6 separate regions of the Mus musculus genome follow, and all the other regions are linked to region 1. Evidence: chromatin loops called from intact Hi-C (ENCODE). Cell type or tissue: left cerebral cortex. All regions are shown on one strand.

What was found. Hi-C counts contacts between places; a loop is a spot of excess contacts. Peaks named below come from ENCODE experiments on the same cell type or tissue, not always from the same donor. Only the 100,000 strongest peaks of a DNase experiment are listed, where the experiment ranks them.
Region 2: it touches region 1 in a loop (4-fold over the local background); 17 of 42 quality-filtered maps call a loop at or near these places.
Region 3: it touches region 1 in a loop (4-fold over the local background); 11 of 42 quality-filtered maps call a loop at or near these places.
Region 4: it touches region 1 in a loop (2.7-fold over the local background); 5 of 42 quality-filtered maps call a loop at or near these places.
Region 5: a loop joins it to region 1, with 5 times the contacts of the local background. A loop is called at or near these places in 7 of 42 quality-filtered maps.
Region 6: it touches region 1 in a loop (9-fold over the local background); 33 of 42 quality-filtered maps call a loop at or near these places.

What each region holds. Positions count from the first base shown.
Region 1 is chr8:40,959,767-40,963,766 of GRCm38, forward strand. All of the region lies in intron 2 of Pdgfrl (platelet-derived growth factor receptor-like), which reads left to right. Among named protein-coding and RNA genes, the nearest start is that of Pdgfrl, 36 kb to the left of the region's middle. In left cerebral cortex, CTCF peaks have their summits at 2,115 (motif pointing right) and 3,729; DNase peaks (open chromatin) are centred at 1,599, 2,129 and 3,682; H3K4me3 peaks cover 598 bases; H3K27ac peaks cover 701 bases.
Region 2 is chr8:41,237,646-41,241,645 of GRCm38, forward strand. It overlaps Pcm1 (pericentriolar material 1), which reads left to right and starts at 2,114. Exons shown (of 38, transcript NM_023662.3): 1 at 2,114-2,318. In left cerebral cortex, no CTCF peak of the experiment used is centred here; DNase peaks (open chromatin) are centred at 1,893, 2,379, 2,772 and 3,218; H3K4me3 peaks cover 2,743 bases; H3K27ac peaks cover 1,981 bases.
Region 3 is chr8:41,189,435-41,193,434 of GRCm38, forward strand. It overlaps Fgl1 (fibrinogen-like protein 1), which reads right to left. Exons shown (of 8, transcript NM_145594.2): 8 at 2,000-2,246. The coding sequence ends at 2,087. Among named protein-coding and RNA genes, the nearest start is that of Fgl1, 24 kb to the right of the region's middle. In left cerebral cortex, a CTCF peak has its summit at 2,238 (motif pointing left); a DNase peak (open chromatin) is centred at 2,223.
Region 4 is chr8:41,131,899-41,135,898 of GRCm38, forward strand. It overlaps Mtus1 (mitochondrial tumor suppressor 1), which reads right to left and starts at 1,828. Exons shown (of 14, transcript NM_001005863.2): 1 at 1,583-1,828. In left cerebral cortex, CTCF peaks have their summits at 1,864 (motif pointing right) and 2,065; DNase peaks (open chromatin) are centred at 1,379 and 1,762; H3K4me3 peaks cover 1,840 bases; H3K27ac peaks cover 699 bases.
Region 5 is chr8:41,414,746-41,418,745 of GRCm38, forward strand. Frg1 (FSHD region gene 1) reads right to left here and starts at 2,373. Exons shown (of 9, transcript NM_013522.3): 1 at 2,155-2,373; 2 at 58-128. The coding sequence starts at 2,216. Gm50494 (a long non-coding RNA gene) reads left to right here and starts at 2,381. Exons shown (of 2, transcript XR_003947538.1): 1 at 2,381-2,504; 2 at 2,606-2,990. In left cerebral cortex, a CTCF peak has its summit at 2,494 (motif pointing left); DNase peaks (open chromatin) are centred at 1,700 and 2,414; H3K4me3 peaks cover 1,445 bases; H3K27ac peaks cover 521 bases.
Region 6 is chr8:41,041,591-41,045,590 of GRCm38, forward strand. All of the region lies in intron 5 of Mtus1 (mitochondrial tumor suppressor 1), which reads right to left. Among named protein-coding and RNA genes, the nearest start is that of Gm16193, 9.4 kb to the right of the region's middle. In left cerebral cortex, a CTCF peak has its summit at 2,145 (motif pointing left); DNase peaks (open chromatin) are centred at 328 and 2,129; H3K4me3 peaks cover 858 bases; H3K27ac peaks cover 966 bases.

The sequences.
Region 1 (4,000 bases):
CAGTGTTTGTAGGAGAGATTTTCTTTTTTTTTTTTTTTTTTTTTTTTTGCGACGGGATCTTGCAATGTAGCCAGGCTGACCTTGGATGCAGGCTTCTCTTGCCTTAGCCACCCCAGTGCTGAGATTATAGGCATTCACCACCAAAGCCCAATTTATTTTGTCCTTAAAACAGCTAACTTCCTTCTCTTTCAGCTGCTGAGGTCATTACTCCATTCCGAGAAACTGGAGCCATAGAGTTCCTTAATGCCCCTTTCTCCTGCTTCTTTCTTCCCTGTTTTTACATCACCAGAAGGAGGGAATCACCTTGGATGTTTGCATCTTTCACATCTGCATCCAGTCAAAGGTCTTGTCTCTTACCAGAGATGGAGAAGAGCTCTAGCCTGCTGTTCCCTGGTACCCAGCACAGTGTCTCCTGGCAAATGCAGGTTGTCAGAGAACAAGCAATGCTGTCGAAAGGGGCTGAGAGCCGGTCGAAAGTTAGGTACCATGATCGATATGACCCGTGACCTGGGAACAAGGTCTATTTGAGCTTTAATTTCTTCATTTTGCAAAGACTTTATTTATTTACTCGTTTGTTCTTGTCTGTGTCCACACAAAAGCTAGAAAGAGGCAGCTATAGGTTTTGCAGGATTCCCTGGCATGTTACCTGGGCACTGGGATCTGAGCTCTAGCGCTCATGGCTGTGGAGTAGGTCCTCCGAACCAGCCCCATCTCTGAACTTTCAAGCTGAAAAAAAAAAAGTTTACTGTTTTTGCTTAAGGTTCCCCCCTTCCTTCTCTCCCCCCACGCCCCATGCTTGTTCTTTTGGAAGAGAAAGTCGAGACAGGTCCTTGCTTTGTAACCCAAGCTATCTTCACGGCAATCCTGCCTCAGTGTCCTAAGTACTGAGAATAACAGGTATGGGCTACCATCCTTGGCTTCTGTTGTTTATAACACTTGGCTTCTTTATTTTGATATCCTTTATTTGGTGTGTATGGAAGTTTTGCCTTCATATATACTCTGCACAACCCGGTCTTACGCCTGTAGAGGCCAGAAGAGGGTGGTTAGCAAATCTCCTTGGAACTGGAGTGGACAGCCACGTGGGTACAGAGAATTGAACCCTGATCCTCTGCAAGGCAGCCAGTGCTGTTAGCGGTAAGCCTTGTTGTTTTCTTTGACACGTGGTGATTATGTATTTTAGTGGAGATGCAGTGGAATGATCTATACATGTACATACTGTGTATTAATCAAATTAGACTATTTAACATATTCATTACCTCATACAATTTTCATTTCTTTGTGCTGAGGACATTCAGAAGGATCTCTTCTACCTATTGTAAAATATCCAAAAATATTATTCACCACACTCACCCTGCCAGCACTACACAGGAGGACCAAATTCCCCAGCCTATTGGAACTTCGTACCCACTGACCATTCTTTGCTTTCTCCTCGCTCTTCCAGCATCTAGTAACCACTCCCATGAAGCAAATGACTCGCAGAGACCGGAGCTGCTGAGCTGAGCCGCAGAACTTGGATGGGTCCCCTGCCATCCTCCGCCATCTGTGATAGGTCCCGTGGAATAAACTTAGATCCAAGTCACTCTTGGCCTGGGGAAGCCAGTTTCAGGAGAGATATACTCGCTGCAGCCTGGGATAGACTATATTAATACATCTACTTTCAAGTTTAAGATTGAAAACTAGCCGGGCGTGGTGGCCCACGCCTTTAATCCCAGCACTTGGGAGGCAGAGGCAGAGGCAGGCGAATTTCTGAGTTCAAGGCCAGCCTGGTCTACGGAGCGATTTCCAGGACAGGCAGGGATATACAGAGAAACTCTGTCTCGGGAAAAAAAGTGAAAACTAGCCGGACAGTAGTGGCGCACGCCGTTAATCCTAGCACTTGGGAGGCAGAGAGGCAGGTGGAATTCTGAGTTCGAAGCCAGCCTGGTCTATAGGGTGAGTTCCAGGATAGCCAGGACTATAGACAGAAACCCTGTCTCAAAAAGCCAAAATAATAATAATAATAACAACAACAATAACAAATTTTTAATTGAAAACTAGTAAGTGGAATATAATTTGCCTTCCTGGGATAGCTTCTAATAAGTGGGTCACTTCCATATCATGTCATAATCATAATGACCACTAGGTGGCAGGCTTTACCGGCGTTAAGATTGTCTTCAGTAAAAGATTGCACTTGAGGAAGGTGTGGCTAAGCAGCACAGGCAAGGTCCCTCAGAGGCTACAGCAACTGTTTCAGTGGGGTGCTGAGGTAGACTGGGGAATCACTTCCACACTGGACCATTTCCAGTTGCATAGACATCCCCCTTCTTTGAGACCAGAAAAGGGGGGCGGGGAGGGGGTACTTGAAAAAACAATCAGTGTGTTTTATCATTTACCACATGTTCCTGATCTCTCTGCACCCTCCCCTGCTTCCAATGCTTTTTAAAAGCTTCTGCTAGGGGGCTGGTGAGATGGCTCAGTGGGTAAGAGCACTGACTGCTCTTCCAAAGGTTCTGAGTTCAAATCCCAGCAAACACTCAGTGGCTCACAACCATCCACAATGAATTGTGGACAGCTACAGTGTACTTGTATAATAATAAATAAATCTTTGGGCGGGGATGAGTGGGGCCTGAGCAAGCAGAGGTCCTGAATTGTGAGTGTACACACACATTCTTGGCCCTTGCCTTTAGTCTCAGCACTGGAGAGACAGAAGCAGGCAAGGCTCTGTGAGTTCAAGGCCAGCTTGGTTTCTGGGCATAGTGAGATCCTGTCTTAAAAATAAAAACAAAAAGCCAGGTAATGGTGGCACATGCCTTTAATCCCAAAACTTGGGAGGTAGATGTCTGAGCTGGAGGCTGGTCTGATCCATGACAGCCTGGGATACCCAGAAAAACTATCTGGGGGGGGGGGAACAAAAGACAGACAGACAGACAGACAGACAAATTGCAAGTGCAGAATATCAAGCCACAATGTCTCTTCCCAACCCGAGTGTGCCACAGTGAAACATTCTAGTAAAATGGTCCAGATCATAAGATAAATTCCCAGTGGTACATCAGTCGGTCTGTTTCCATCCGTTCTGCAAACATTCCTCGTCTTCAGCTCTGCCATCCACATCGACGCGCTTCAGGTGTGGGGAACAGGGGAAGTCTTAGCACTCTGCTGAGGCAGAAAACAAAGTAAGAAATTTGGACCGTGTGGCCTAGCCAAAGGGTTAAATAAATCTCTGATGAAAGGGGAGAGGTGTGAGCTCTGCACCCTCAAAGTGAGGAGACAAGTTTTTGGCCGTTCCCTAGACCCGCTCCACAGTAAAAATTAAAAACAAAGTCAGGGTTCAAGCATTCATTATCTTTCAGGATGTGCCTGTGGTGTGTGGTGTAGGGTGTTAACTTTTTTTTTTTTTTTCAGTCAAGAACTGGAAGCCCGGAGGAGTGGGTGGGGCACAGCTCTCTTTGATGGCTGGTTCCTCTCAGAACAATAAATAGCTTTTAGGAGAAGAGAAGGCATCTATCTGTCTTTCCACTTGGCTGCCCCGGGTAACTGCTCACTCCACCCACAGACTGTACAAAGGAGGGTGGACCAGCGATGCAGACAGTGGGCTGCAGGCCAGTCTCCTAAGCGGCCCGTCTCACCAGCTTACACGGGGGAAGGAATTCATCCGAAGGGCATTTTCAAAGAAAGGAATGCGAGGGAGTATTTATGACCAGAAAGAACTGGCTGTTGAGAGAGGGGGAGCTGCATAACGTGAGCACCCACTGGCGGTATGCAGAGAAGGGAGCATCTTTCTTCCCCCAGCTAACGAATTGTGGTAAAATACACCCAGAACAGCACCGGTAGCATTTTTTAACCGCGCTTACGTATACAACTCAGTATACATGGGGAAACTGGTTTTGTTAGGCGGACTTGTTTCAAAGTCAAACTCATTTTCCTTCGAAGTTGGATTTTCTTGGCAGAACAAATAAAAAATGACGTGGCCTCGGCTTCTCTTTCTCCTTATGTGGGGCTGCAGGTTAGCTCCGTGCACACG
Region 2 (4,000 bases), 280 kb after region 1:
TCTTTGTTTCCCACATTTTTACAGATGGCTGTACCATATTTCATCTTCCATAGAAGTCCTAGAGCTACTATTATTTTTGAGATAATATAGCCCTACTCCCCCTGTCCCAACTACTAAAGTGCTTTCTGCCCATATCATTTATTTTGTCATAATCAGGTATTATTAATACCAAACTGATTCATTTCCTAAGGTATTGTATGTCTTTATATATACAAGCTACATTTTTGGAAGTCAGGATAATTTTACAGCATCTCAGGCTTCCCCCACTCCCCATATTTCCCTAAAAGACCAGTGATGCTTGAGGAAAGTTATTTAAAAATATGCAGTATTTTTATTCTTTGCAATTTTCATGTCACGTATTTTGATCATATTCACATACCTCAACTCTTTTTCATAGGTTCTCCAAGATTCACCCTGCACTTCTCCCAAAATGAAAGAGAATCATATCCTCTTAAAACACACACACACACACACACACACACAGAGACACACACACACACACACACACACACACACACACACACACACAGACAGAGAGACACAGAGAGTTCTGTGTAAGCAACTTAGTCACACACACACACACACACACACGAGAGAGAGAGAGAGAGAGAGAGGGAGAGAGAGAGAGAGAGAGAGAGATCTGTGTAGGCAACTTAGTGAGACTCAGATCCAAATGAAAAATAGAGGCCTAAAGATTATAGGTCAGTAGTAGAGTACTTGCCTAGCATGTCATGTCGAAAAGCCCTAGGTTCAATATCCACTACCCGGCTGGGTGTGTAGCTCAGTTGACAGAATGTTTGCCTAGCATGCATGAAACCCTGGGTTTGATTTCCAGCAGTGTACTGATTCATTTCCTTAAGGTATCGTATGTTTTTATGTATACAAGCTACATTGAGGTGGAATGCTACACTTCAGCATTCCACAAGCAGAAGGATCTGAAGTCAGAGATTTGAGGCCAGCCTGAGATACAAGAGACGTTGCCTCAGAAACAGGATAAAAACGAATACAGAAGGCTATGGACACAGTAGTAAATTGCCCTGGGCAGGAAGAGTTTAGTTGATAGGAACCGTGGTGCTCTGAGAGAGTTGTAGTATTTTGTTTTGTAAACAATTTGTTGGTAATTGTGTGGAGCAATTTATTGTGGAAAAACAGAAACCTATTCTTTCTCAATTACATTATTTTACATTTAAAAAAATCCTATTTTAGACATTTAGAAGCTGTCTAAAAACAGAATGTGTATGCATGCAACTAAAATCGACAGGTAGTCTTAACTTCGGAGCCTGGCATATTGAAAGCCTTGCAACTTAAAAAAAAAAAGTTTTGTTTTGTGCTGTTTTTATGACACTATTTATCCATTTATTAACCTTAACACAGCCGTTAGCAAGAATATAAATTAAACAGGATTTCAAAGACTATCCGTTCAGCGAAAATTTCACAAGATTAAACTCTGTTTACAACTACTTCTTTCTACCAACAAAGTAGCGGGACAGCGTTCCAAGTGGCAATGACCACTGACAATCTTATTTATGATTCTTCCACCGACTAAGCACACATGACATACTGATTTAATATCCTTGCTAAAATTAGGGGTTAGATTGTAAAGGCTCATCAGTATCCTTCGTGATAGGAAAGTGGGTAGGAATGCACTACAAGGGTTCCCAGTCTTCCGGTCTCCATCTGGAAGCTCATGCCTCCACAGAAAATTAGAAAGCGCCCGGAGACTTGCAGTGAGCTAAAGCACTTATAAACCCCACAGGCCTCAAGCCTTAAAAAACACAGCGGAGCCATCTGGCAGGCGCACAGCACACTGGGATTTGTAGTTCCGTTTCTTTTGGCTACCCAGTTGAGTGGGCATTCTGGGATGTGTAGTTCCCAGGTTGTTCGTCTGCACAAATCTTTTCCTGACTAGAGGGGCGGTACGTGACTCCACGGAAGGCCCGAGCGTCACGTGACTCAGGTCACCGCACGCCCGGAGTTCGCACTGCGGCTCCAGCCCCGGCGAGTTCTCGCCCCCGCGCAGCCGTTGCCGAGGAGACCGCGCTCGTCTCGCGGAGCGTTGCGCCCCCCCCCCCCTCTGCAGTTCCCCCGCCCCCCACTCTTCTCCCACCACAATGAGGTCCTAAGATGGCGGTGGCTGCGGCGGTTGGCGCCTAGTTAGCTAATGTAGAGAAGGCGGCCATTGGGGCTTTGGGCAGTCGAGGGGGATTTGTGGGCCTCCCTTCCGCGGTCTTGGAGGAAGAACCGCTGCCGGCGGCGGCTCCTGGAGGGGCGGCCGACCGCCACTCGGCCCTTGGCAGGAGGGGCGGCTTCGTTTCCAGGTAACGCGGCCCTGGGCCACCGCGGGCCGGAGCACAGGGTGGTTCGAGGCGGGCGCGGCGCTGGAAGCGGCCTGGGGCCACGCCTGCCCGTTTTAACTCTGAGGTCCCATGGCTGCGCGATCCTTCCCCACCCCCAGGCTGTCATCGGCTCCTCTCGGCGCCGACTGACACGCTAGCTCTGGCGAGCGTCTGGGACGACGCTGGCTGGCGCCTCCACGATCTTGGGGCGTCCCATGTGAGGACCGCTCGCCCGGTGCTGGAGATTTCACCCCCCTCCAGGGTGGAGGGGAAGGTTGCCTTGTAGTTCGGGGTGATGAGTTCCGAAAGAAACTGGCCTTGGCGGCCCGAGGCCCCGGGGACCGCCATCCCTCCCAGCCCACCCGCCGAATTCCATCCTGGGAGGGGTCCCGGGCGGCCCGGATCCTCCTGGGTGCAGAGAGTCTGTGGCCCGGGAGTTTTCTGCGGTCCCTTTTATTCTTGGAGCAGGAAGGCCCCTGGAGGCGTTCCTGACTCCTGCTAGTAGGTTCTTTTCGCTAAGAAAATGTTAATTTAATAATCCTTCTCCGCGCTCCTCCCACTGCCCCTTCTTCACCCCTTCGGGAAGATCCAGTTTCTTTACATCTAGAATGGGTGGTGGGGGGGCGAGGGGGAGACTGGGGATGGGTGGGTGGGAGGGAAGCGAGATGTCCAGTGGGATTCTGGCAGCCTGGCTTGCTTTGCAGAGACTGCTGTTAAGGATTAGGTGTTCGGCCCCCCTGTGGGGGCGTCTGCGTGAACCAACTTTTCCTCTCGCGCTAGCCTGGTCCAAACCCAAAACAAAACACAAAACGTTTTTTTCCTCCCCTTTCTTTCATGGCGGTATTAGGATTGGTGTGGGAACTACGGGTGACAGATCGTGCTTTGGCGCTTAGAAGAAGCGGGCTTTCTGGGTGCCCCTACCGCCTCCTACCCCCGCCCCATAACCGCTTTCCAGACCCCGCCTTCGGTGTTCTCTGGTTACTAGAGCCGGTGTTCAAGAGCTTTTTGTGCACCTGCTTCTGCCTTTTCCCTATCACCTTCCTGGTCAGGGCCACTGGCTGGCGTCGTTAATACCGAATTTCGCACTTGAAGGTACACCTCGGTAAATGTAGTTAAAAAAAAAAAAAGAATTCTCATGCCTAAAGCTTTTTTAAAAAATAAGAGAGTAACAAGTTCTTGAATAGTTTGAGTAACAGGGATTTAATGACTTAATCAGGAGAGTACATTTTCTTCAAGGGTCTTTAGATGGCAGCTGCGGGCTATTTTCATTATATTCCAAAGTGAGTGTTAACACCCAAAGCGTTTGGAAGGATCTTAGAGACTTGGGGTATCTAAACGTCTTTGTTAATGTAAATTGAGTTTAAAATTATTTATAAATTACATATTTTTAATTATCTGAAACGATAGGTCATAAATTTAGTGCTTTCTTTCTAAGTATAAAGTGTAAGAATTTACTGGGTTTTTAAAATTTTAATAAGCAGACAGTTGCTTTGAACCGTGGAACAGAAAGGTATTTCTGAAATGGGGAAAATTTGTTTTTGACACCTTAGTGTGTTAGTTTCATATGTATTAAAGTTGGGAACACTTTATACTGGGCTATGCTGTCTAAAAGCTGGTGCAGGGTTGAAGGGTCTATTTAGTAAGCACACACTTTGGGTGTGCAG
Region 3 (4,000 bases), 230 kb after region 1:
GGAGGAAATATTTACTTGCTGTTTTAGATCCGTGACCAACTCTAGGAATATTTACACTATTAACTTTTAAGACCTTTATAAGTAGTGTCAGTATTTTATGTTTACCTATCAGTTAGTACAATTTATACCAAGTTTAACACATATCACTTTTGCAAGGTTGTCATGTATACAAGTATCTACCATCTACAACTTGGAAACTGTGAAAGTTCTCAACTACACCTTCAGATTCATTAGCTAGAAGTATATCTAATGAGGATCATCAGAAGACCAGTTGCCCCTTCTTCCAAAACATCATCATTTCATCCATGAACTTACTGCGGGTCTCATTGCAGAACACTCACTCTCAAGTACTCCCTTCATGCAGGTGACTTTTTCTATAATTTTTCTTATAACTATCCTTTCTTTTTAGCCAAAGGCCAGAATGAAGGCCAAGGAACTGATGGGTGACCTATTTTACCATATTTCTCTTGTCTTTTCATGTCAGTTGTATGTTATAGTTCTGACTGACAGTGAGGATGCTGGGATCCAAGGGGGTCACTGTATGATGGACTGTCTCAGTGTGTCTGCATACTGTGTTTTGGACAGAAGTGACGAGTCCAGGAGCCAAGGAAAGTACTGCTGTCTGAATATATCTAAAATGAATGACTCGAGGTACAGAATGAAGATAGGCATTTTTGTCACAGTTCTAATAGGTTGAAGATGTCAAATTACTCAGACAAAGTAATCTTACAAAAGTGATTCTCTCTGCACCAGCAGGAGGCTGCCATCTTGCTGCCCTACCTATTATAGACACTGTGGTTAAAAATAAAAACAAAAGCCGGGCGTGGTGGCACACGCCTTTAATCCCAGCACTTGGGAGGCAGAGGCAGGCAGATTTCTGAGTTCGAGGCCAGCCTGGTCTACAAAGTGAGTTCCAGGACAACCAGGACTATACAGAGAAACCCTGTCTCAAAAAACAAACAAACAAAACACAAAAACAAACAAACAAAAACCAACTTACAATTTCATGTTTATGTGGTTGCTGTGCCTTTCTCCCTTAGCTGTGTGGGCTCAAGCTGTATCTTCTGAGCCTGGCCCAGGGTTAGCATGCAAATAGTTTTTGGAAGATCTTTCTTTTATCTTCACTTAAAAAACACCAATCCAGAGTTATTCAAGAAGATCCATTCATTGCCTAGTACCGAACAACTTAGATTTGAGTTTTTGGTTTTTTTCACTAACCTTATAACCAAAACTCAGATACAGAAATTCTCAGCTCAGCAGCAGCAACCTCTCCCAGGGGCTGACCTATGAAGTAAGATGAGGCCTCTGGTTACTTCTCCATTGTCAACCAACATCATGTGTAAAATAAGGCCTATGAAGAAAGGTGGAAACAGCAGAAATATCCTGAGCATGTGAGTAGTGCTTATACCTTTGAAGAGCCTGGACTGCGCTTAACAGTTTAACTCTGTAGCCACAGACTTTAATCCAAAGCCCAACGTGTAATACGTATGTAGCTGATTTGGACAAAACATCATATTTTGCCAGATTTTGTCTCTCTCTCTCTCTCTCTCTGTCAGTCGCGTTATATATGATTTATTGGTTTATTTTGGTTTTTTTGTTTGTTTGTTTTCTTTTCCCTAAACAAGATTTCTCTGTGAAGTCTTTCCTGGCTATCCTGAAATTCGCTCTCTAAACCAAGCCAGCCTTGAACTCAAAGATCCACCTGTGTCTGCCTTCCAAGTGCATGGATTAAAGGCGTGCACTAAACACACCCGGGCATATGTGATTTATTATTACAAATTTAAGCTTGGGTTATTAGTTAATCATGTTAATCAGTCTGTGGTGTTTTCTAGACAGTTCTAACCTCTTCTCATATCAGTATGCACATAGCAATTTGGTAAACATTAACATAATCTGCATTTATTTGGTGGATGTTGTGTATCTGCTGAACTTAAAGTACATTAAGTAATAAAGGCAGTATGAAGAATGAGAAGTCACACACAATTACCATGGCCATGAGTGTGTTATTCAGAATTATATCTTTTTCAAATATTTATTTTCAAGTAAACCAAGATGAATTACAGAAAGGAGATCCCAATGAGGGCAACTAAATAATATTTGGAATAAAATCACTTGGCCTAATTTTCATAACCACAGATTTCAAGGAATACCACCACCCATGCCAGGTGTACCACACAACACCATTATCCGTTTCTGCCCTGTAGGAACCACGGTAGTAAACACCGTTCAGGTTTGCAGAGTGACACCTAGTGGGAGAACAGAAGAAAACAGAGCAATCAGAAGGAAAGTACTCTTGAGAAACTTGCTAAGAAATGATTAGAACTTTTAGATAATGACTTCTGCCATTTTCCCACAAAACTTTCATGTTCTCAAACCTGAGACTTTTCTACAACCAAATGTTATTTAAACAGGTGAGTTTCGGTCCCATAGTATATGTGACGATCCATCCCAAATCACTTGGAGTGTTGAGAATTAAATAACTCAGTTCTTTCAGTTTTCCCTCTACCTCCCCCGCCCTCTCCTTTCTTTTTCATTTTTCTTTTTTTTTTATTGAGTGTTTTTTTTTCTTAAAAAATATTTATTTATTTATTTATTTATTTATTTATTTATTTATTTATTTATTATATGTAAGTTCACTGTAGCTGTCTTCATACACTCCAGAAGAGAGCATCAGATTTCATTATGGATGGTTGTGAGCCACCATGTGATTGCTGGGATTTGAACTCAGGACCTTTGGAAGAGCAGTCGTCGATCTTAACCATCTCACCAGCTCCTATTTTTCTTTTTTTGAAGCGGCAGTTTCTCTGTGTAGCCCTGGCTGTCCTGGAACTCACTCTGTAGACCAGGTTGGCCTCAAACACAGAGATCCTCCTGCCTCTGTCTCCCAAGCTCTGGGATTAAAGGCCTGTGACACCACTGCTTAGCTTAGTATTTCAGTTCTTAGTAGCTTTTAAACAAAAAGGAGAAGGAAAAAAAAAAAAAGCAAAGAAAAACTTCTTTGTAAACTTCACCTACATCCTCCCAGTTGAGCAGTGTTTATTTACCTTGTGGTTGGCCAGGAAGCCATGATTAGCAAAATAAGACTGGGGGGAGGGGCTCTGCTGCAGCTTCCTGGGTAGTTGGTGCATCCAAGTTCTCTAATCTACAGCCAAGATGTGTGAGGAGAGCATTGGGGGCTGTTTCTAGGAATTCGGCAGGAATTTGACATTGGGCTAGGACTAGGAAGTAGGCTCCAGGTCAATACAGCTGAGGAAAGTATTGCATTCCTTGTATTTTGGTCATTGTGATAAACCCCTAGATGCAGGGACCACAGGACTTTGTTTATTGCCTTGTTTGATTACTTTGATTGTTGCCTTGTTAATCGATTACTTTGTTTATGCCTCAGGACTGAGCTTACTCTTTGTATGTACCTAGATTGTTATAAAAGCAGACTGGAAAAAACAAACCTGCTTTAGCTTCAGCACCTGCTGGAGTCGTCATTCATGTTATACTGTTGTCTAATTGTCTTTTTCTTTCCCATCTTTCCACCTCCACCCTGTTGAGGTGACTGAGCTGGCCTGGTCAGATGTGGCTTTCACTAGTCAGATCGCTTCTTTGAACTGTTACCATATCAAATATTTCCATCTTCAAGAGCAAACAGGACCCAAACCTCCTTTTAAAACTCCCCCAGCTATCATCAAATAATCTATTGTCTGGGTTGCCAAGTTAATTTTTTTACATATATGGCACCAATCTAGATAGGTTTGTTAGAGTATCATAAAACTCAAATATTTCCTTCTTCCTCCTTTGGAGTACACTCATCTGTCCTTGGCATACAAAAACTTCTATGTTACAGTTTGTTCTAATTTTCCTGATATAATATTAATCACTGGTTTTTTGGTTTTGTTTTGTTTTGTTTTTTGGTTTTTCAAGACAGGGTTTTTCTGTGTAGCCCTGGCTGTCCTGGAACTCACTCTGTAGACCAGGCTGGCCTGGAACTCAGAAATCCGCCTGCCTCTGC
Region 4 (4,000 bases), 170 kb after region 1:
AGTAAATCGACACGTGTATAGAATATAATGTGTAACACTTATTAAGATTTTGAAGGCTTTATATAATGGGGGAATTTTCATTATAGTTTACAAAGGGGAGAAAAAGAGAAATGGTGGGATTGACTCTTATTTTCCTGAATGTATCAAACTGTATACATCAGCGGTCCATTCCGGTTGAAATCAGAGCTCTCAGGGTTACTAATCAACATGCTTCTTAAAAGCTTAATTCTTGTAACTCTAGTTTCCAAAAAGTCTACAAGAAATTTATCCAGAATTTCACAATCCTAGCTAAACCCTACAAAAATTATCCTTGAATTCCTAACGGTTAATTAAAAGGTACAGACCTCTCCCAAACACAATTTGTTTCCCACATAAATCTAGTTTTTAAAAGGAACAGGTGAGGGGCTGGGGCAGCTATCAATGATAATCCAGGTGTTTGGTATATACAAAACTCTTCGCTCCATCCATTGAACAAGGGGGTGGGTCACGGGGGGGGGGGGCCGGGGCAGTGGAGAGAGGGTTCAGGTGAAGATCGATACAACATTTTAAAAGTATTTTAAACTAAATTCTATGCCTTTTTTAAAAAAACAGGGCAGGAACAGGTTTTCTTGCATAACTTTTCTTATCGATACAGTTCTTGAGAAATAAATCTGTAAACAAGAAGTTTAAACACACCCACACAACAGAGTACAGATTGCCCTAAAGGGATTGCTGGAGAGAACGGGGATGAACTATTTAAACTGATAACCTATTTGTAAAACATTCCTTACAGAGGTCATATGTTTAGCGGGGGCCCGACCCCACCTCTTTTTTGCCCTCCCACAAGTTGTCTCCGGATCCCCGGAATCCACTCCCACCCCCACCGCGCTGTGATTTGATACCTTGATTGAACTCCAATCACCTGGCAGAACATGAAAGCTCGCTTTCCTCCTGTTTTGCCTAAGACTCTGGTTTTAAGACAAACAAAATACACTGGATTTCCTCTGGTAGAACACAAGACAATTTAAAAGTAGCATTTTGCAGAGTGAGTGCCAGTATGCAAGCTATGTTTACAATTCAATGTGTCACTTTTACAAGTGAAAAGTGAACAGATCACCCTAGTTGGGGGGGGGGGCGCAAAGACTTCGCGGAAATTCGAGCTAAGTCCTCTATTGAGTAATCAATACGGCGACCCTCAACGTGGGCTTTCCCTTAGAGTTTGTAAGAACCCGCAGGCTGCAGGGAGTAAAACCCGCATGAGGACCTGGGGAACTGCACTAATTCCCTTTCTCCCATATTTTCTGCCCTGACTGCTTAGTGGGAATGGACCCCGGCAAGTCGCCCAGCCGGAAGCCTGAGGCTGCCAGGTCCAGAGCCAGAATCCAGCGCTTGGTGGGCGGCTTTCCACCGAGGATGCAAACTTGACAGTTGTCCTTTATCCACAATAAACCCACCGCCTCGGTCACTTTCAAGGTGACAGCAACTGCAGCCCGCTGTCCTGCAGGAGCCCCGCGGGTCCCACGTGAGCTCAGCCTCCCCACTCCTCCTACTTTGAAACCCACTAGGACACCCGCCCCCCTCCCCGGAAAGCCAGTCCGGTCACCGTGAGTGCGTTGCAGTCGCCGCTCCCCAGCTCCTCGTTCTCCGGAGGTCCCCACCGCGGCCGGGATGGGCGACGGAATGGGATCCACTCCGCGCTTGCCCGCAGAGCCGGGGAGCCAGCCCTGGGGGGAGCCACGGCGTTCTGCACCCTCGGCGGGTCCTGCCTTGGAGACGTCTGTACCTGGGGCTTGCAGATCGACCCCAACCCGCACCAGCACCCTGGCGGCCAGGCGGGAACCGGGAACCCGGAGCCCGGGCGTCCCAGCCTCCCCGCCCCGGGCCGCCAGGGGGAGGAGCGAAGGCGGAGGATCCTGGGCTGGGTGGCCTCGCCCCTCGCCCGCGGCGGCTCCTAGAGCCCAGACAAAGGCCAGGTTGCGGGGGGGAGAGGGGGGCAGAAGGGGCAGTGCCCCCCAAAAAAACTAACCTGAGAGACGAGCAGGGGTTCCTTGAGGCACGATGACTCCCGCGGAGCTCCACTACGGTCGCCAGCCGGGTCGGGCTCCCTGGCTAAACGTCAACATAAGCCACAAGCCCCGGGCGTACGTCCTGGATCGCGCTGCACCTGTTGCCACGTGTGTCGCAAAGCCACCGCTGCTGACTGCGCGCTTGGCTGGCTGTCCCGCGCGACCCCAAACCATTCACGTCCTGGTGGGAAAGCTAAGCTCTGCCAAGCCCAACTTTGGGGCCCCAGGACCGTCGGACAGGCTAGCTAGCCAGAGGGAGGATTGGCTCCTCCTGGGTCCCCTCGCAGCCAGAATTCCCTGTCCCGCGAAGGGCTTTGGAGTTGGGAGGTGGGGAAGTTGCAGGCTTATCAGCGTAAGGGTTTATAAGGAAGCAGCACTGATTGTTCTCGGAGAGTCCCACCTGCGCCCTATATTGTCTTCAGACTTCCGAGCAGATTACTAGCGAGCACCTATTAAAGATTAAAGAAACCAGCACTCCGACTGTTAGAAGTTCAGATGGGGGTGGGGTTGGGGTAGTGGGAGAAGCTAGGAAGAGAAGCTAGGTCTGGCCACTTGAAAGCCAAAGTCCTTGTTCTTGAATCAAACTGAGGAAATTTCAGCCTCCACTAAGCATATTTTAATATAAGGTTTTTTCCCTAAAGATTGATAGCCTGCTTGTAACAGATAAAAACATTCCTGAACATGTCAGACAACCCAGAACTCTAAGTTTAATGTATGCATGTGTGTATACATATATAAAACTACGTGGCCTGGGATTGCTGAAAAAGCATTTTCAGTACATTTCTTGGAGCGCAGAGGCGGGGGACGGGGGTGGGGGTGAGGGAGCAGAAGCAGCATTTCAGAGGTTGCCTATACCACGAATGCTGGATGATCTAATAGCTTTGCTGTTTATAGCTTTAAGTGCTTTCACGTGAACAATGATCCATTCTTCGCTCACAAGTAGACCCTGCTGTAAATAGGTTAGATTATTATCTCTATTATTTGAGTGAGGCAACCGAAGCTCAGAAAAGCCAAGTGACTTGCACATGGTCACACTGTGAGGGCAGCCAAGGCAGGCACAAACCCAGCCGAGCAGGCCCGACTCCCCCTTTTTTTCCCTCCATATTCCAGTAGATAACACCTCTTGCTTATCTTTGAAATCCCTGTCGTAATATCAACTCTGTCTGACGTTAGGAAAAAAATCATGTGACTAGTTTTAAAGTGGCACAGCATTAAAAACCATCGGACAATTCTCCCTTGAGCAAAAGGCACCCAACAAAACAAAACCAAAAAAAAAAAAAAGCCCCGGATGTTTTTTTCTGGCAAGTCATGAGATAATTATGCTAATTAGCAACATGCTTCCTCCCTAAGGAAAATCCTCCTTGTGTTAAACATATTATTTAAGCCTTTATAAGCCACGTGCCCCCGATGATTTGGCCCAATATAATCCACACACATCCAGATTCCCACCACCACTGCATTCCATTGTGCGACTTAGTTCTATGTATGAATATGGAATCAGTTTTACTTTTTATTTCTGTAAGATAAATTGAAAGAAGAAAACAAAATTTAAAAAAACAACCACTCACTGAAGTAATTGGAGATACGTCACAGTTTAGAGGCAGTCACGGTGCAGATGTGACTGTCACTTTTTTGAAGGTGTGGAAATCAGAACCTTAGCTTCTCATTGCATTCCCATAATCAGAAGTGATCTGGGGGCATCATCAGAGACTCTGTCCAGCCAAATGGTCATGAACTAAGGCCTATTGGCTTCTCTATCCCTCTTGGTTCTGGGCATATAGCCATGTTCCTGACCTCTGAACTTGAATGCTGACCTGCTCCAGAGTCCAGAATTAAGGATAAGAAGACAACTCTGCATAACTTCGTGGTGTTCTGTTCTAAAGAAAAGTTAGCATGTTTTATCCTCTGGGAGGAAAAATGAAAATTGAAGACTCTATTTAAAAATCCCTGTTTCA
Region 5 (4,000 bases), 450 kb after region 1:
TAAAAGAGGTTCTAGAGAGAAAAAAATTAAAAAATAAAAAGAACTGAGGTGGCTTACCCACAATATCAAGTTGGGTCTCCTCGTCTTCTTCCCGTTTTCTCTTCTTATCTTTGCTCTTTTTCTTTTTACTAAAGGGGAAAAAAGATGTATGCATGGACTTGGACATACTGTTATGTGTTAAGAACTACAAGGTGAGAACTCAGGAGTCATTCCAGCTCTATGAGTGACCTACGGATAAACGATCTTTTACAATTTACAGATGTTTGGTTTAAAACACCGAGAAGCTGCTTCTGCCCTCATTTCCCAGACGACAGACTGCAAAGCAGAAGTAAGCTGAAATAACCCCTCTCCCTACCCCATGTCTTTGGTCAAGTTGTTTTATCAGAGTAATAGAACCCTTAACTAAAGACAGCCTTGTTGTAAAGCATTTCTCAAAAAGCTAAACACTGAGTTATCAAAAATAACACCCTAGGTAATTCTACACACACACACATGTGTGTGTGTGTGTGTGTGCGCGCAGATATCCAAGAGAAATGAAAAAAGTATGTCCACAAAAACCAGAAAACTGATAGCATCATTGTCATTAGCAGAAAACACTCATCAAATGAAGAAAGAACATAATAAAAATAGTATCATTCAGTCACAGAACAGAACAAACACACAGCCCACAGGATGGATTGCTCTTCAAAACGAAGAGCAAGAAGCTAGGTATAGCACACAGCAGCAGCCCCCAGCAAACGGGTGGATCTCTGTGAGTTCCAGGTATAGCACACAGCAGCAGCCCCCAGCACACGGGTGGATCTCTGTGAGTTCCAGGCCAACCAGAGCTACGTACGGAGATCCTGTCTCAACAGCAACCTAAGTGAAAGAAGCCAAACATAGAAGGCTATGTACTATTTAATTCCACAGGCATAACATATTCATAACAAGTAAATCCTTATAGCTGGAAAGCAGTCGACAGAAGCTGGAAGGGCGGGCAGAAGGGTGTGACTATTTAATGGTTGGTTAAACAGTCTCCTTTGGAGTGGCAAAATGCTTACTGACTAAATAGTGGTGAACTCGTAAATATACTAAACCCCACTAGCTGTACACTTTAAAAGGAGTTTATGGCTTATGAATTACAGCTCCATAAATGGAAACACGAGGAGAGATCTTAGGGGAAAAGTGATTATTCAGAGTGCTTACAACAAATTCTGAGCCTTGCTGTGGTTGCAGCCCAAGCCTTTAATCCCAGCACTTGGGGGTTGGTGGGGTGGGGGAGGTGAGGCAGGTGAGTGTCTGAGTTCATGGCTATCCTAGTCTACAGAGTTAAGTTCCAGGACTACACAGAGAAACCTTGTCTCAAAAAAACAAAGAACCAATCATGGAAACATGGAAAGCACTACATAGGTTTTAATAACTGCTGTCTTAACTTCTTTGTATTTTATCGACAACATCTTCAGAAGCAAATTCTAAATTTTAAACAGTTTCAGATTCGGTCAGGATAAAGCTCCGAGCTCATTCAGCACGAAGCTCGCTGACAAGTACCTGTTGAAACTGCTTCAGCGGTGATACAGGAAATAAAGTGTTCAACTTTGGCTAGATCCTTCAAGAGGACGGAAATAGGATCGGGCAAGATATCTTTCTCTATAGGGCTAACTATAAATCACACCCACATGCCTCCACTTGGCTGTTATATTCTGAGTTGGCTGTCTCATTCAGTTCTCATAACTCTTTTTTATAGTCTCGAGGAACAAGAACCAGCGTCTAATAAATCAGCAAACGAACCATCAACCCATCACCGGTGCGAATTCAAGGTCCCGACTCACACTATGATGCAGCTTTGCCTGCCCCCTACATATTACACTGCAGAGAATCAGGGCGTTTTTGTTTGTCCGCTTGCTTTTTCCATTTGCAGGAAAGACCGGTGGAAAAAAAAACTTTCCTTAAAGCAAGTTATCAAGGCAGGCAGGGGGAGGCCTGGGGGGGGGGGCAAAAGTAGGACTCCTGGTCTCTCCGTTTCGGGGGATCCCCGGCCACGCAGCGTCAGCTAAGAAGTGTCGGGGAGGCTGTCCACGCAGGTCTGAGTGTCCTGGGTGGCTTGGCTACCCCGTCCCTTGAGCCCCGGGGATGGATGCACTGAGAACCGCGCCTCCCTCCCGAGCGCCGCCTCACCTCTTGGCTTTAGTGCCCTTGAGCACGAGTTTGGTGGACTTTACATAGGAATATTCGGCCATGGCCCGGCTCGCTGAAGTGGCAGCCTCTGGCAGAGCTTCCGTAGGACTGGGAGGAGGAGGAAGTGGCTCTAACGGCCGGAGCTGAGCGAGTCCCCGAGGAACTCTCGGTCTTCTTCAACCCAAGGCTACGATTCTCCGGCTTCCTGTTTACTGCTTCCGATGCACTACGGCGGCCGTGGAGGGTCCAATCACGTCAGCGTTCCTGCGGCGAAGTCCCGGATGTTCGCGGTTTTTTTTCCCCCCCAAACCAGGCAAAACTTATAGAGACGCCCCCTGGTGGAAGCGAAGGTATCCAACAGTTTCCTGCTGCCGAGGTTGTAAAGACCATACCTGGATTGGATGAGCCAGATGTTGAAAGGATCAAATCTATCTGCCCACTCTCTTTGCAGCGGACATCGCACCAAGTACCCGGCAACCCGCCAGACTGGGCCTGCACAGAGAAACCGAGATGTGTGTTCTGTGGAGGCGTGGGTCACAGCCTTGGCTTCGGGCAACTTTATCAACGACTCTGGCTCCAGAGTTGTTAGTTGTGTTGTACATGTTTTACTCGTGTATTGTGTATGAGTAACACACAAGAAACAATTGAGGAATGATACAATGTATAGTTGCTAACTACTGGTTTCTATCGCAAGTGCTGAAGAGACTTTGGTCTCCACACCGAATACTGTCTTTCCCTGTAGTCTTGATCCAGCCAAGTGCGTATTCCTTTTGCCTCCTCCAATCTTCCCCGCAATGTTATAACTCCCTTCCATTACAAACAATGCACCGCTGATACAGCTTCTGTGTGATCTTTGGTTTTTGTGAAAGAAACATGAATGCTGTTAGAATCAAAAAATGGAATGGCTTTGTCAACACTTGACAAATATAAAACACTTTTGAAGGAATGATTGATGGCAGCTCTGGCAAGGGATGACGTGCAAAGATATTCTAGGTCTGTGTGATCTGGCTGGAATCCAGACACACACTTAGTACACACCTTTAATCCTAAACAACGATGTCTAATTGAGGGGCAAACAAAGTGGTGAATCAGAGGGAGATTTGACAGAATATGCTCAACGCTCATCTGAGTGGCACAAGAGAGAGAAGCTATTCAGGTCAGGGGCAAGTTCAGTCTTTAGCGCTTGTCAGTCAGTGGGGAGTCAGAGTGGCGAGTACAGTACAGTGGAGTTGAGTGAGTTCCTTCATGAGCTCCTGCAGTTCAGTGAAGGTCAGCAGAGGCAGTTAAAGCCAGAGAATGAGAAGCCAGAAGATTAGAATAGATTACCAGAGTTAGTTTGAGGGCAAGCAGAGCAACTCAGGAGACACGGAGAGAAGCCAGATGAAAATCAGTCAGCTTGGAGAGGAGTTGAAGCCAGAATAGATTAGCTGAATCAGCCAGCCAGAATTTAGAAAGGAGTGGAAAGGGTGAGTTTATTCAGCAGCAAGCCTCTGAGATGGCGATTACATCTAGCAAATAGAAGATATTTTTGACAAAACTATCACAAAGATACTGCCTGAACTCCAACCTTGCACAGAAACTGCCCACAACCTCATACAGGAAACACTTTTGCAAGTACTTCTCCCTATCCAGCAAATAAATACAGGGTCTGTTATTTGTAACTCAGCCAATGATTATTGCTTAAAAGTATCTGATTTAACTCTCTTTATCTTTGTCTTGTCTTTTCTGGTGCTGGGGACCTGGCTTTGTGATAGGAACAGAGCATGCAGTTTAGGGTAAGGCCCTGGAAAACTGCACAAGCAGGAATGACCACGCTTTTCCCAAGAACACCAGAAGGGAGCTGGGT
Region 6 (4,000 bases), 82 kb after region 1:
CATGTCTTCGAAGCCAGTGGGAGAACTTCGCAGGGGAAGCAGCTTTTCCAGGGACCATCACATACTGTGTCTCTTGGCAACTCGGGGTTCTTCCAGGCCAAGAGATACAGCCAGAGAAAAACAAGCTTACATGCTAATGCCAGGCCACCCAGATTGGGGGGTGCGTGGGGGGGGGGGTAGCTAGAGTTAGCTATCCCAGAGCTCCAGGCTTCCGTTTGCTCTTCCAGATGTTGCTAACAAACAATGCCCTTCGTCTGAGCAAGATCTGTGAGGAGCAGCTCAGGAAGCAAGCAGCCTGAATTACATCACACTGTGCATGCCGCGGGTTGTTGTGGTTCCCGACTGGGATGGAAAGGGGAGGAGAAAGTGGGTGGTCTCGGGAGCTTTATGTAACAGCCAATGATGTCGCAGGTCCTGTCACTATTTGGAACGGGGCGAAATGAAATAAACCACCTCACATGCCTAATGTCTATTTATTAGCTAGGCTAAATAAAGAAAGAAAGAAATAAGACTTCATTAGAGCAATCGGTGAACCGATTCCATTGCTTTTTAACTGCACAGGGTCACACTATTATCCCTGGGCACTTTCCCAGGTGCTTTACCTAGATATACATAAACCTCATTACTTGGATGAAAAACACGCCAACAGAGCGAAACCCTCAAGCAACAAATACTTCCAATCTTTAAAATAAACAGCATTTTTTTTTTTTTACTGTGCTAATGACAGGTTGTCAAATTGTCAACTCTAATTCTCATGTATTGAGAGCCACACTAAAAACGAAAAGTTAGCCCTGTACCAGGTCTGCTGCTTCTGAGACTCGGTAAACAATATCACAAGGCAACAAACCTTACTCCATTAACAGCTCACTAGATGTTAAAAACCCATTCAGAAATCCCACACAGCATCCGAGAATCCGAGGGGACAGGAGAAGAGGAGAACTGAAGCAACTCACCCCCTTGCTCACACCCCATGCCTTGTCCTGTCAGAGGATGGCAACCCACAGAGGGTCACTGTGGGGCTGAGCGAGCACACCCACACCCAACCAACCTCCTGAATGAACACCTCCCTGCTAACAGAACCAGCAACAACAATGGAATTACTATAGCTTGATACAGTTCCTCATGCTGGGCCCCCCAAACCATAAAACTGTTTTCATTGCTACTTGATAACTGTAATTTTGCTACTGTTATGAATCTTAACATTTTCCCATGGTCTTTGGCGATCCCCGTCAGAGGGTCACACCACTGAATTAAGAGTCAAAGAAACAGACGTTCCAGCTTTGATTTCCTCTGTTAGATCACAGGTTGTTATTTTTAAAACTGTTAAAAACACCTGTCCCCAAATTCTGAATATTAAAAACAAAAAACCACAAGCTCTCCCTATGCTATCAAAATTACGGTTAAAAAGGTATCAGTGAGACTCAAAATTATAAACTGAATGAGAAATAAGATTGGTGTCACAAATAGACACACCACTGTCCACATAGTCCGATTTTGGTTTCTGGGTGGGCTCTTTTTTCAGGGGTTGGGGTTGTTTTTGTTAACAGTAAACTATTCTGTCACAAAGAAATCCACTAGCTTACACTACCCAAAGGAAGAAATAACCAATCCAGTCACCAATCAGGTACGTTTACTAAAAATTTCATTTTAACGGGCTTAAGAGAAGGCTTGGCAGGTAACAGCTAGACTTCCAGAGGACCCGTGTTCAGTTCCCAGCACCTACTTGACAGCTTACAATCATCTCCAGTCCCACCCTTTCATGCACGCATGTGATAAACAGACATGCATGTAAGCAAAACACCCACACACATAGAATAAAATAAATTTACAATTAAAAAAATAAATAAATTTAAGATAAGAAAAGTTTATTTGAACTCCACTATCATTACCTATCCCATGCACATTAAATATTAGCCGTTTTCCCTAAGTGCAGAAAGAAGCTGAAATAATGCAAATAATACCAGTGTAAAGGAAAACCAAATGTAGCTCCTGTTTGAAAAACAAAACAAAAAAACAAAAAAACAAAAAAACAACAACAACAACAAAAAACTCCTCCCAACCAACAAACTGTGCTTAGGTACAAGCTTCAAACGGCTCAGCTTCAGTTCTTTCCCAAGCATCATCTGCCCCCTGGTGGCCACCTGGCATGAGTGCAACAAAGAGGAAAGGTGTCTGCTGTTACTTTGTAACGTCCTAAGGATCAGCATAAGGCAAAGACCACAGAAAACCAGTGAAGCAAAGTTTGGTTGGTTACATAAGGAGGAGCCGTTCAAAAGGAATAGACTTTAGTTGGCTTTTGGTAGTGTTGAGTCTTTTGGTTTTGTGTTGTTGTTGTTGTTGTTGTTTGTTGTGTGTGTCATCTCTGTTCATTATAGCAAGAACACAATATCTACCCTCAACAAAATTTAAGCCTATGCTACTTACTGTTAACTATGCCGTAACTGTACGTGTTGTAACAACGTCCTGATCTTTCAAAACTGCAATCTCTCAACAGCAGCTTCCCATTTCCTGGCCAGCAGCACCAGTGCCGAGAAGCCATTACATATTACGCTGCTACGAGTCTCACAGCTTTAGATTACCAAAAGTAATCGGAGTCAGCAAGACTCCTTTCTCCCTTCTGTGCTTGTTATGTCCGTGCGATCGTGCCTGTGAGTGCCACATGTGCCACACTGTGCGTGGAGAGGCTAGGGGACGACCATCAGTTATCAGACTTTTGACATCTATTGTTTGGGATAGTCTGTCACCCTTTTGGCTGCGTCCACCAGGGTACCTTGGCCCCGAGTCTGCAGAGACTCTGCGTCTCCCCTCCCAATTTCCATCCCCCAACAGCAGATTACAGATAACCCGAAGTACCTTGTCCTATGGTTTCACAGCAAGTACCTTTACCACCCAGCCATCTCCTTGGCCCCATTTACTTTGTTTGTATCGTACTGTGACTAATATTCCATTGCATAGATACATCACATTTTCTTTACCTACAGATATGTAAGCTATTCTTACATCAGTTATGGTGAGAATGCTGCATACCTGGCAGATCAAAGCTCCTTCCACACCCTGACTCCTCTTTGGTAAGTCAGCCCTCATTGGGATATGGCTTCTAGACAGTCCCTTCATCTCGTAGGCCACCTACCATGCTACCGACGGTCACCCTGGCTAAGCAGAAGAGTTGGGGAGTCCCACATGTCCAATTTTGCTTGCCACAGGCTTCTGTATCAATCTAAGAAATCACGGACAACGACAAAGCCATGAAACGCTCCCCTTCTGCCTCTCCTCCTGAGGTTTTTGGGCTTCGAGTCTTATTTTAATTCATTTTGAGTTGTTTACTGTGTATGAGGTGAGATGAAGGCTGGAGTTCGCTGCACCCACAGACATCTAATTCTCCTCACGCTATCTCTTGGAGAGAGGACGGTTCTGCTTGGTATTTTCGTCAGTCTTGCCAGGTTCAGCGGACTGTAAGTCCACAGGTTTGTTTCTGGGCTGTCCCATTCATTGCACTGGTCTATGTATCTACCTTCATACCCATTTCAGACTGTTTTAATTACAGACTTGAAAGCAAGAATTATGGTACCATCGCCTTTGTTTTTCCGCCCACAAGATTGTTTTTGGCTACCTTGGACTCTTATTTGGTTCCCCATGAATTTCACATAGTGACTTCTCTTTCTCAGTTAAAAAAAATGCAATAAGGATGTTGACAGAGGTGACTCAAGACAATAGGCCCTTTTAGCATCTACTCTGAGGCTGGTTCTGTCTTGCTAGTTTTCGAGAGTGCTACACAGAGCAAATGTAGTAACATTGTCTGGCTTTGTTCTTACTACTGTTTGTCATGATTTAACAAAAGGAAGCTCAAACCATGTGCTGTCACAATTATTAATCTCTATTGTTATATGCATGTTACTGGAAGGCCTTCTATACTCAGGTCTATATTCATGGTGCTTTTTTTTCATTTCTACACTTACAACTTTTCTATGTAGAACACATTCATGTGCCCTGGGTGAAGAGA